Regions from separate parts of the Homo sapiens genome. Here region 1 is linked to region 2. A link is an interaction called in ENCODE POLR2A ChIA-PET data of the cell type or tissue named here. Cell type or tissue: OCI-LY7. All regions are shown on one strand. Region 1 has its middle 28 kb from the start of CTRB2. Region 2 overlaps WDR59 (WD repeat domain 59).

Evidence for each region. ChIA-PET counts read pairs that join two places held together with the same protein. Peaks named below come from ENCODE experiments on the same cell type or tissue, not always from the same donor. Only the 100,000 strongest peaks of a DNase experiment are listed, where the experiment ranks them.
Region 1: POLR2A ChIA-PET joins it to region 2 with 5 read pairs; 2 of 35 experiments call an interaction of 5 or more read pairs at or near these places.

What each region holds. Positions count from the first base shown.
Region 1 is chr16:75,176,770-75,181,769 of GRCh38, reverse strand. No RefSeq gene overlaps it. Among named protein-coding and RNA genes, the nearest start is that of CTRB2, 28 kb to the left of the region's middle. In OCI-LY7, no CTCF peak of the experiment used is centred here; no DNase peak of the experiment used is centred here.
Region 2 is chr16:74,866,413-74,871,412 of GRCh38, reverse strand. WDR59 (WD repeat domain 59) reads left to right here. Exons shown (of 26, transcript NM_030581.4): 26 at 1-51. Among named protein-coding and RNA genes, the nearest start is that of FA2H, 94 kb to the right of the region's middle. RefSeq lists a silencer at 4,908-5,000. In OCI-LY7, a CTCF peak has its summit at 1,522 (motif pointing right); a DNase peak (open chromatin) is centred at 2,772; H3K4me3 peaks cover 830 bases; H3K27ac peaks cover 1,503 bases.

The sequences.
Region 1 (5,000 bases), 310 kb before region 2:
AGTCATGCTTCTTGTTAAGCTTGTGGAACTGTGAGTCAATTAAACTTTTTTTCATAAATTGCCCAGTGTCAGGTAGTTCTTTATAGCAGTGTGAGAATGCACTGATACAGTTAGTATGAAGCCTCAAGCTTTGTTCTTTTTGTTCAAGACTGCTTTGGGTATTTGGGGTCTTTTGTGGTTACATACAAGTTTTAGGATTGTTTTTTCTATCTCTGTGGAAAATATAATTGGAATTTTGATAGGCATTGCATTGAACCTGTAGATTGCTTTGGACAGTGTGAACATTTTAACAATATTCCTCCAATCCAGGAACACAGGATAGTTTTCCATTTAATTGTATCTTCAGTTTCTTTTATCTGCGTCTTACAGTTTTTGGTGTACCAGTCTTTCATCTCCTTGGTTAAATTTATTCCTAAGTATTTAACTTTGTGTAGCCATTGTAAATGGGATTGTCTTACTGACTTCTTGTATAGATAGGTCATTGTTTATATAAAACACTACTGATTTTTGTACGTTGATTTTTGTATCCTGCAACTTCATTCATTCATTAGTCCTGAAAGTTTTCTGGTGGACTCTTTAAGGTTTTCTATATGAGATCATAGCATCTGCAAACATGGACAATTTACCTTCTTTCTTTCCCGTCTGGAAGCCTCATTTTTTTCTCTTGCCTAACTGTTCTGGCTAGGACTTCCAATACTGTGTTGAATAGAAGTAGTGAGAGTGGACATTCTTGTCTTGTTCCTGATAGTAGATGAAAAGCTTTCTCTTTTTTTTTTTTTTTTTTTTTTTTTTTTGACACAGACTCACTCTGTTGCCCAGGCTGGAGTGCAGTGGCTCCATCTTGGCTCACTGCAACCTCTGCCTCCCAGGTTCAAGCAATTCTCCTGCCTCAGTCTCCCAAGTAGCTGGAATTACAGGGCTGCACCACCACACCTGGCTAATTTTTGTATTTTTAGTAGAGACAGGGTTCCGCCATGTTGGCCAGGCTGGTATTGAACTCCTAACCTCAAGTGATCCGCCTGCCTTGGACTCCCAAGGGACTGGGATTACAGGTGTTAGCCACTGTGCCCAGCCAGATAAAAAGCTTCCAACTGTTCACTATTAAGTATGTTAGCTGTGGGCTTGTCATATATGGCCTGCCTTGTGCTGAGGTACATTCTTTCTATATCTATTTTGAGAGTTTTTATTATGAAAAGATGTTGAGTTTTGTCAAATGCTTTTTCTGCATCTATTAAGGTGATCAGAATAGATTTTGTCCTTCATACTGTTAATGTGGTAGATCACATTTATAGACTTGTGTATGTTGAAACATCCTTACATCCCTGGGATAGATCCCACTTGATCATAGTGAATTGTCTTTCAATGTGCTGTTGAATTTGGTTTGCTGGTATTTTGTTGAGGGTTTTTGCATCTATGTTCATCAGGGATACTGGCCTGTAATTTTTTTTTTTCTTCCAGTGCCCTTGTCTGGCTTTGGTATCAGGGTAATGCTGGCTTCATAAAATAAGTTTGAAGGTGTTCCCCCTTGTTCAATTTTTTTGGATGAGTTTGAAAAGAATTGGTATTAGTTCTTTAAATGTTAAGTAGAACTCAGTACTGACACCATTAAGTCCTGCGCTTTTCTTTGATGGATTTGTAATTCAGCCTCTTACTGAGTTTGTTGTTGATGTTGTTTTTGAAATGGAGTCTCATTCTGTCACCCAGGCTAGAGTGCAATGGCACAATCTTGGCTCACTGCAACCTCTGCCTCCCGGGTTCAAATGATTCTCCCTGCCTCAGTCTCCCAAGTAGCTGGGATTACAGATGCCCGCCACCATGCCCGGCTAATTTTTGTATTTTTGGTAGAGACAGGGTTTCGTCATGTTGGCCAGGCTGGTCTTGAACTCCTGACCTCAGGTAATCCGCCTACCTCAGCCTCCCAAAGTGCTGGGATTACAGGCATGAGCCACTGTGCCTGGCCTTTTCCCCACCCACCCCCCCTACCCGAGTCTCACTCTATTGCCCAGACTGGAGTGCAGTGTGCGATCTCGGTTCACTGCAACCTCTGCCTCCTGGGTTCAAGCAATTCTCCTGCCTCAGCCTCCAAAGTAGGGGGGATTACAGTTGCCCGCCACCACGCCTGGCTAATTTTTGTATTTTTAGTAGTGATGGGGTTTCACCATCTTGCCCAGGCTGGTCTCAAACTCCTGACCTCAAGTAATCCACCCGCCTCGGCCTCCCAAAGTGCTGGGATTGCAGGCGTGAGTCACCACGCCCAGCCTATTGGTTTTTCTGTTTCTTCATGATTCAGTGTTGGTAGTTTGTATGTGTTTAGGAATTTATCCGTTTCTTCTAGGTTCTCTAATTTGTTGATGTATAATTGTTCATGGTATTCTAATCCTTCGTATTTCTGTGGTATCAGTTGTAACACTTCAGCTTTCATTTCTGATTTTGAGTTGTCTTTTTTCTTACTCTACCTAAAAGTTTTCCAATTTTATCTTAAAAAATTCTTAAGGTTTTTTTCCTGTTGTCTTTTTCTAAGAAATGAATGAATAAATCCATGAATAATTTATTTCTGTTCTGATATTTTCTTCTAACTTTGGGCTGCTTTTTCTAGTTCTTTGAGGTATAGCATTATTTGTTCTCTTTTGATATAGGCATTTATTGCTATAAACATCTCTTAGAACTGCTTTTAGTGAATCCTATAAATTTTTTTTTTTTTTTTTTTGAGATGCAGTCTCCCTCTGTTACCCAGGCCGGAGTGCAGTGGTGCGATCTCAGCTCACTGCATGAATCCCATAAATTTTGGTATGTTGTGTTTCTGTTTTCATTAGTCTCAAGACTTTTTTTTTTTTTTTTTTTTTTTTTTTTGGAGACCAAGTCTCACTCTGTCACCCAGGCTGGAGTGCAGTGGCGCGATGTTGGCTCACTACAACCTCTGCCTCCCATGTTCAAGCAATTCTCCTGTCTCAGCCTCCCAACTAGCTGGGATTACAGGCATGTGTCAGGCACGCCGGGCAATTTTTTGTACTTTTTTATTTTTTAGTAGAGATGAAGTTTCACCGTGTTAGCCAGGATGGTCTCTATCTCCTGACCTCGTGATCCACCCGCCTCAGCCTCCCAAAGTGCTGGGATAACAAGCGTGAGCCACCGCGCCCAGCCTGTCTCAAGATGTTTTTAAATTTCTTATCTGACCCACTGATTAGGAGCATGTTGTTTAATTTCCACATATTCGTGCATTTTTCAAAATTCTTCCTATTACTGATTTCTATTTTTATACCACTGTGGTAGGAAAAAAATACTTGATATAATCTTAAATTTAAGATTTGTTTTGTGGCCTAATATACATCCTATCCTAGAGAAGTTCCTTGTGTGCTTGAGAAGAATGTGTATGCTGCTGCTATTGGATGGAAATTCTGTGTATGTCTCTTAGGTCCATTTGGTCTAAGCTGTAGTTTACATCTCCTTACTGATTCTGTCTGGATGATCTGTCTGTTGCTGAAAGTAGGGTATTGAAGTCTTCTACTGATATTATGTTACAGTCTCTCTCTCTCCCTTCAGGTCTATTAATATTTGCTTTATATATTTAGGTGCTCAGATGTTGAATGTATATAAATTTAGAGGTATATCTTCTTGATAAATTGACACGTTTGTCATATAATGACCTTTGTGTCACAATTTTTGACTTAAAATCTAGTTTATCTGATTTAAGTATAGCTATCCCTACTCTTTCGGTTTCCATTTCCATGGAATACTTTTTCCATCCTTTCACTTTCAGTATATATATGACCTTAAAGGTGAAGTGAGTTTCTTATAGGCAGCATATAAATGGGTCTTCAAAAATTTTACTCAGCCACTCTTTTAACCAAGGAATTTAATCCATTTGTATTTAAGGTAATTACTGATAGCCAAGGGCCCACTATTGCCATTTTGTTAATTGCTTCTTTCCTAGATCCTTTGTTCCTTTCTTTCCCTTTTGCTTTCTTACTTGTAATGACGTGATTTTCTTTGGTGGTATGCTTTGATTTCTTTTTTAAAATCTTTTGTGTATCTACTATAGATTTTTTGCTTTGTGGTTAGCATAAGGCTTACAGAAAATATAGTTATCATAGGATATTTTAAGTAGATAACAACTTTGATTGTAAACCAAACTACATGTTCTCTACCCCTTTCCACATTTTATGTTTTTAATGTCACAATTTACATCTTTTTATAGTGTGTATCCCTCAACATTTTATAGCTATTATTTGTTGATTAGTTTTTTTGAGACAAAGTTTCTTTCTGTCACCCAGGCTGAAGTGCAGTAGCACAATCTTGGCTCACTGCAACCTCCACCTCCTGGGTTCAAGCAATTCTCCTGTCTCAGCCTCCCAAGTAACTGGGATTACAGGCATGCACCACCATGCACAGCTAATTTTTGTATTTTTAGTAGAGACAGCGTTTCACCATGTTGCCAAGCTGGTCTTGAACTCCTGACCTCAAGTTATCTGCCCGCCTTGGCCTCCCACAAGTGCTGGGATAACAGGCATGAGCCACCGTGCCCAGTTCCCTTTAGTATTTCTTGAAAGATAGGTCTGGTGGTAATGAACTTCCTCAGCTTTGGTTTGTCTAGCAAAGTTCTTATTGCTCCTTTATTTCAGGACAGATTTGCTGGATACAGTATTCTTGGTCAGCATTTTTTTTTCCTTCAGCAGTTTGAATATGTCATCCCACTCTCTTCATAGCCTGTAAGATTTGTTTGGAAATCCACTGCTAGCCTTATTGAAGCTCCCATAAGTCATTTGCTTTATTTCTCTTGCTGTTTTCAGGATCTTCTCTTTGACAGTTTAACATGTACTCCTGTAGTCTTGTTAGGTCTCCAGTCAGATTCAATCCTTTCACCTTCCTATACCTGGATATTCACATATTTTCCCAGATTTGTACAGTTTATATCTTCCTTTCTCCCTGCCTTCCTCCCCTGCTTCCACCCCCTATTCCCCTTCCTATTCCTCTTTTCCCTTCCCTCCCCACTTCCTCCCTCC
Region 2 (5,000 bases):
GCCATGGCCGATATTCTCTCAGCCGCAGAATAGATGATTACAAGCACCTGAGTCTTTTGTTTGTTTATTTGTTTTTAAGAGCAATACAAGGCCAAGTGGGGTGGCTCACGCCTGTAATGCCAGCACTTTGGGAGGCCGAGGTGGGTGGATCACCTGAGGTCAGGAGTTCAAGACCAGCCTGGCCAACATGGCGAAACCCTGTCTTTACGAAAAATGCAAAAATTTTCCGGGTGTGGTGGCGGTTGCCTGTAATCCCAGCTACTCAGGAGGCTGAGGCAGGAGAATCGCTTGAACCCGGGAGGCGGAGGTTGCAGTGAGCCGAGATTGTGCCACTGCACTGCAGCCTGGGTGACAAAGCAAAACTCCGTCTCAAAAAAAAAAAATGAATAAAGGCAATACAAGCTATGTTTGAAAGTACCTTTGCAAGAAAACAGGCCCAGCAGTCGTATTTGTGCACCAGAAACAAAAGGTTGCTCAGGCAGGATACTGGAAAGGATGGGGGAAGGGGCGAGCCTCAGGGCAACCACCAGGTTGACTATTTGTCCCTGTCCCTAACCCCCCCAAGACACAAATGGTATAATGCTTTCTTTGGTAATGTCACATAGATAGAATTGATGTTGCTTTAACAATTTTTTTTTTTTGAGACAAAGTCTTGCTCTGTCACCCAGGCTGGAGTGCAGTGGTGCGATCTCAGCTCACTGCAGTCTCTGTCTCCGAGGTTCAAGCGATTCTTCTGCCTCAGCCTCTTGAGTAGCTGGGATTACAGGCGTGTGCCACCATGCCCAGCTGTTTTTTGTATTTTCAATAGAGACGGGGTTTCACCATGTTGGCCAGGCCAGTCTCAAACTGCTGACCTCAAGTGATCTGCCCGCCTTGGCCTCCCAAAGTGCTAGGATTACAGACGTGAGCCACCGTGCCCAGCCAACAATGTTTTGTTTAATTTAATACAAAAATGCATTCAGTCTGAAGACGCCAAGTTCACCTACTGGGAGCTCGTTCCCTTACTCAGTGGTTCCCTGGGTGGCTGGTAGGATTGGGGAGAAAGCCAGCTCCTTTTTAATGGTTTAGTGCAGCAGGAACTCAGGAGAGGACCTAGGCTATAGCCACCCTAGTGTCGGGGTCTTTGAGATGGAGTCTCTCTCTGTTGCCCAGGCTGGAGTGTAGTGGCACATGTGATGTCTGCTCACTGCAACCTCCATCTCCCAGGTTCAAGTGATTCTTGTGCCTCAGCCTCCTGAGTAGTTGTGATTACAGGCGTGCGCCACCACACCCGGCTAATTTTTTTTGTATTTTTAGTAGAGACGGGGTTTCACCATGTTGCCCAGGCTGGTCACCAACTCCTGACCTCAAGTGGTCTGCCCGCCTCGGCCTCCCAAAGTGCTGGGATTACAGGCATAAGCCACCATGCCTGGCCCCTGAACAATTTCTTAAAGGGTTGGTTTTGCTAATTGTGGCAAAATAGTTCAGCAAACAGGGTGACAAATCACACCCTCTTTTTTATGGCTCATCTTTGCGTGCCCAGCCTCAAGGTGGCGCCAGCCATGGGGTATGATTCACGCATCCAGTGGCGGGTCCTGGGCGTGGGGGAAACACACTTGGCTTTCTGCATCCTTCTTAGAATCTAATGGCTTTGTCAGAATCAGAACTAAATCTCCCATGTTGGCATTCTGTCACATTGGCAAGTTTATGTCGCCACAATATCACTAATTTAGTATTTCTTCCTCAAGTCTGAGAAGGTCTGATACAATTCATCAAGTACTGGACATGAGAATAGACACTTGGGCAAAGATGAACCATACAGAATGTGGTCTCTGGCCTGCTGGAGGCGGAGTCTAGTAGGAAACTTAAACATGTAAGTGCTTACACCAAAATGTGCTGTTGGCCTCCGAGGAAAGAAGGAACTCCACCAAGGGCCAAGACTGCACAGAGGACAGGGGTTTGGCTGAGTTCATATGAAGGGTGTTTTCAATGAGGAAGAGCGGGAGGGCACAGGGAAGGACCGTGCCAAGGACAAGACAGCATGGCATTGGGGGTGCTGTGTAGAGTTTTTTAGTGGAGCCTGTGCTGCCCCCCACTTCAGATGCCAGTCTCAAGTCCCAGGTTGTAACGCCATCTACCTGGAGATGGTGTCAGATCCCACAGGCTGAGGGCTCACCCCCACAACGCTGCCCCCCACTTCAGATGCCAGTCTCAAGTCCTAGGTTGTGTGACCTGTGCCTTCTGACCTACCGGCTCTAAACTGGGGGTTCCAATGACATCCTACTCAGGTTTCACTAGGAGACGTGCCGAATTTCTTTCCTTTTTTTTTTTTTTTTTTTTTTTTTAATTGAAATGGAGTCTATGTTGCCCAGGCTGGTCTTGAACTCGTGGGCTCAAGCAGTCCTCCTGCCTCAGCTTCCCAAAGTGCTGGGATTACAGGCATGAGCCACTGCACGCCACTGCACCTCGCTACTTATGTATTATAAAGGGTCTTACAAAGGATACAGGTGGGCAGCCAGATGAAGAGATACATTGGACAGTCACACAGGGTTGGTTCCCCTGGCAACCAGCCCCCATCCTGAGGCTGTCCGGGAGCCCACGAAGAGCCCACTCATTAGAACAAAAGCTGTTCCTCTCACAAAATTCCAAGGGATTTAGTAGCTTTGTGTCAGACACTCATCACTCAGGAAATTACAAAGGTCGTAGGAGCTGTGTTAGGAACCCGGATCAAAGACTAAATAGCAGCCCTATTGCTCAGGAAATGACAGGGTTGAGGAGTTCTATGTCAGGAACCAGGGCAGAGACCGGATATACGTTTCTTTTTAAATCACAGTAGCACACCCAGAAAAGGAAAGCAGTGTCTCAACTCACACTCAGGTCTATCTGACCCACACATTTTTAAGAAAAGATTTTTATATCTTGATTGTTTTTTCTAATTATAGAAGCACTTTAAATATTGTTACTATTTTGTTCTGTCTGCCTTGATTCCATATGATTTCCATAAGTAGGGCTTATTTTTATTTTCACAAATCAGAAAAACACAGACACAAGCCAAAACGAGGTGAAAGCCATCTCCTTATGAAGAAGGTATAGGGAGCCTCAGCGCTGCTTCCCAGGGAGAGAAAGCAGCTAGAGTTAAGCAAAAGCACAGGAGGCTGGGCACGGTGGCTCACGCCTGTAATCCCAGCACTTGGGAGGCCGAGGTGGGCAGATCACTTTAGCCCAGGAGTTCCAGACCAGTCTGGGCAACATAGTGAGATCCTATCTCTGTATTTTAAAAATATGTATTCAAAAAGAAAAAAAAGCATAGGAGCTTATATGTGAGGGCAAGTCTTTCTACCCACAGGAAGGCAAGACAAAAGAAACAGAAGAACAAGAAACACAGGAAATAAACAGAAAACAAAGACTAAAACGGCAGATTTTAATAGCCCCAAACTGAAATTCTCTTACGTGTCCTTCAGTAGGCGAATGGTTAAACAGACTCTAGCCTCTGTCCTGCGGAATGCTACTCAGCAATAAAAGGGAATGAACCCCAGAAATGAAGCGGTGTTGTGGTCCCGGGCGTGTCTTGGCATGTCATTGCCTCATGCCAAGGAAATCAAGGACACGGACACACATGGGGTGAGGTTAAGAGCGGAGGTTCAATAGGCGAAAGAAGGAGAAGAGAGAATAGCTCTCTCTCCTGCGAGAGAGAGGGGCACCTGAGTGGGAATTCTGGCCCGAGGCTGAGTGCAGCAGATTTTATAGACAGGATTGAGGAGGCAGTGTCTGATTTACGTAGCGCCCACGGATAGGGTGGACCAGGTGTGACGTTTAGCACAAGAGGAAGCTGGGCACCCCACCGTAATCTTATTATGGAGATGGGGTCTTTGCCTGGCTGGCGCCATGCTGTCTCTTCCTTACTGTATGCGTGGTTTGGCAAAGAGAAGGGAAGATGGAGCCGCCATGTTGAATATGCCTAGTCCCAGGTAGCTTTTTTTTATTGGCACAGCTGCCGGCATTCACCTGTGCAAGCTTCTAGTTTGCTTATCTATGTCTGCAGCTCGATTCTACAGGCTGCTCTTTATTAGAAAACAAAATGATTTGGGAGCTGCTTTTCATTAAAAAGGAAACCTTACTGAGGACTCCCATACCCTCACTATCTGCCTTAGTAATTTCTTCTTCACTCCTATATCATCAGATACACATAGCAATCTAGATGACTCTCAAGCGAATTACGCTGAGTGAAAAAAAGCCAACCCCAGAAGGTTACCTTCCACATGACTCTTTTTCTTTTTTTTTTTTTTTTTTGAGATGGTTCACTCTGTCGCCCAGGCTGGAGTGCAGTGGCACGATCTTGGCTCACTGCAACCTCTGCCTACCGGGTTCAAGCGATTCTCCTGCCTCAGCCTCCCCAGTAGCTGGGATTACAGGCACATGCTGCCACGCCCAGCTAATTTTGTATTTTTAGTAGAGACGGGGTTTCACCATGTTGGTCAGGTTGGTCTCGAACTCCTGAACTCTTGATCCACCCGCCTTGGCCTCCCGAAGTGCTGGGATTACAGTCATGAGCCACTGCACCCAGCCTAATTTTTGTATTTTTAATAGAGACTAAACATACAAAAATTGGCCAGGCTGGTTTCCAACTCCTGACCAAGTGATCCGCCTGCCTCAGCCTCCCAAAGTGCTGGGATTACAGGCGTGAGCCACCAGGCCTGGCCATCTTTTCAGGTTTTTGCATTTCTGACTATTGATGGGTCCGTTCCTACCAGCCAACCAGTCCTGTGACCCCACCCAGAAGCAGACTCAGCATGCACAAGGACCATGTTCCACACCCCTAGGATTGCACCCCCAACTAATCAGCAGCACCTTGGCCTGCCAAACTATCCTTGAAAAACCCTAGGCTCTGAGATTTTGGAGAGACTGATTTAAGTAATAAAACCTCAGTCTGCTGTTCAACCAGCTCTGTGCCAATTAAATTCTTTCTCTATTACAGTTCCCCTGTCTTGATAAATGGGCTCTGTCTGGGCAGTAGGCAAATG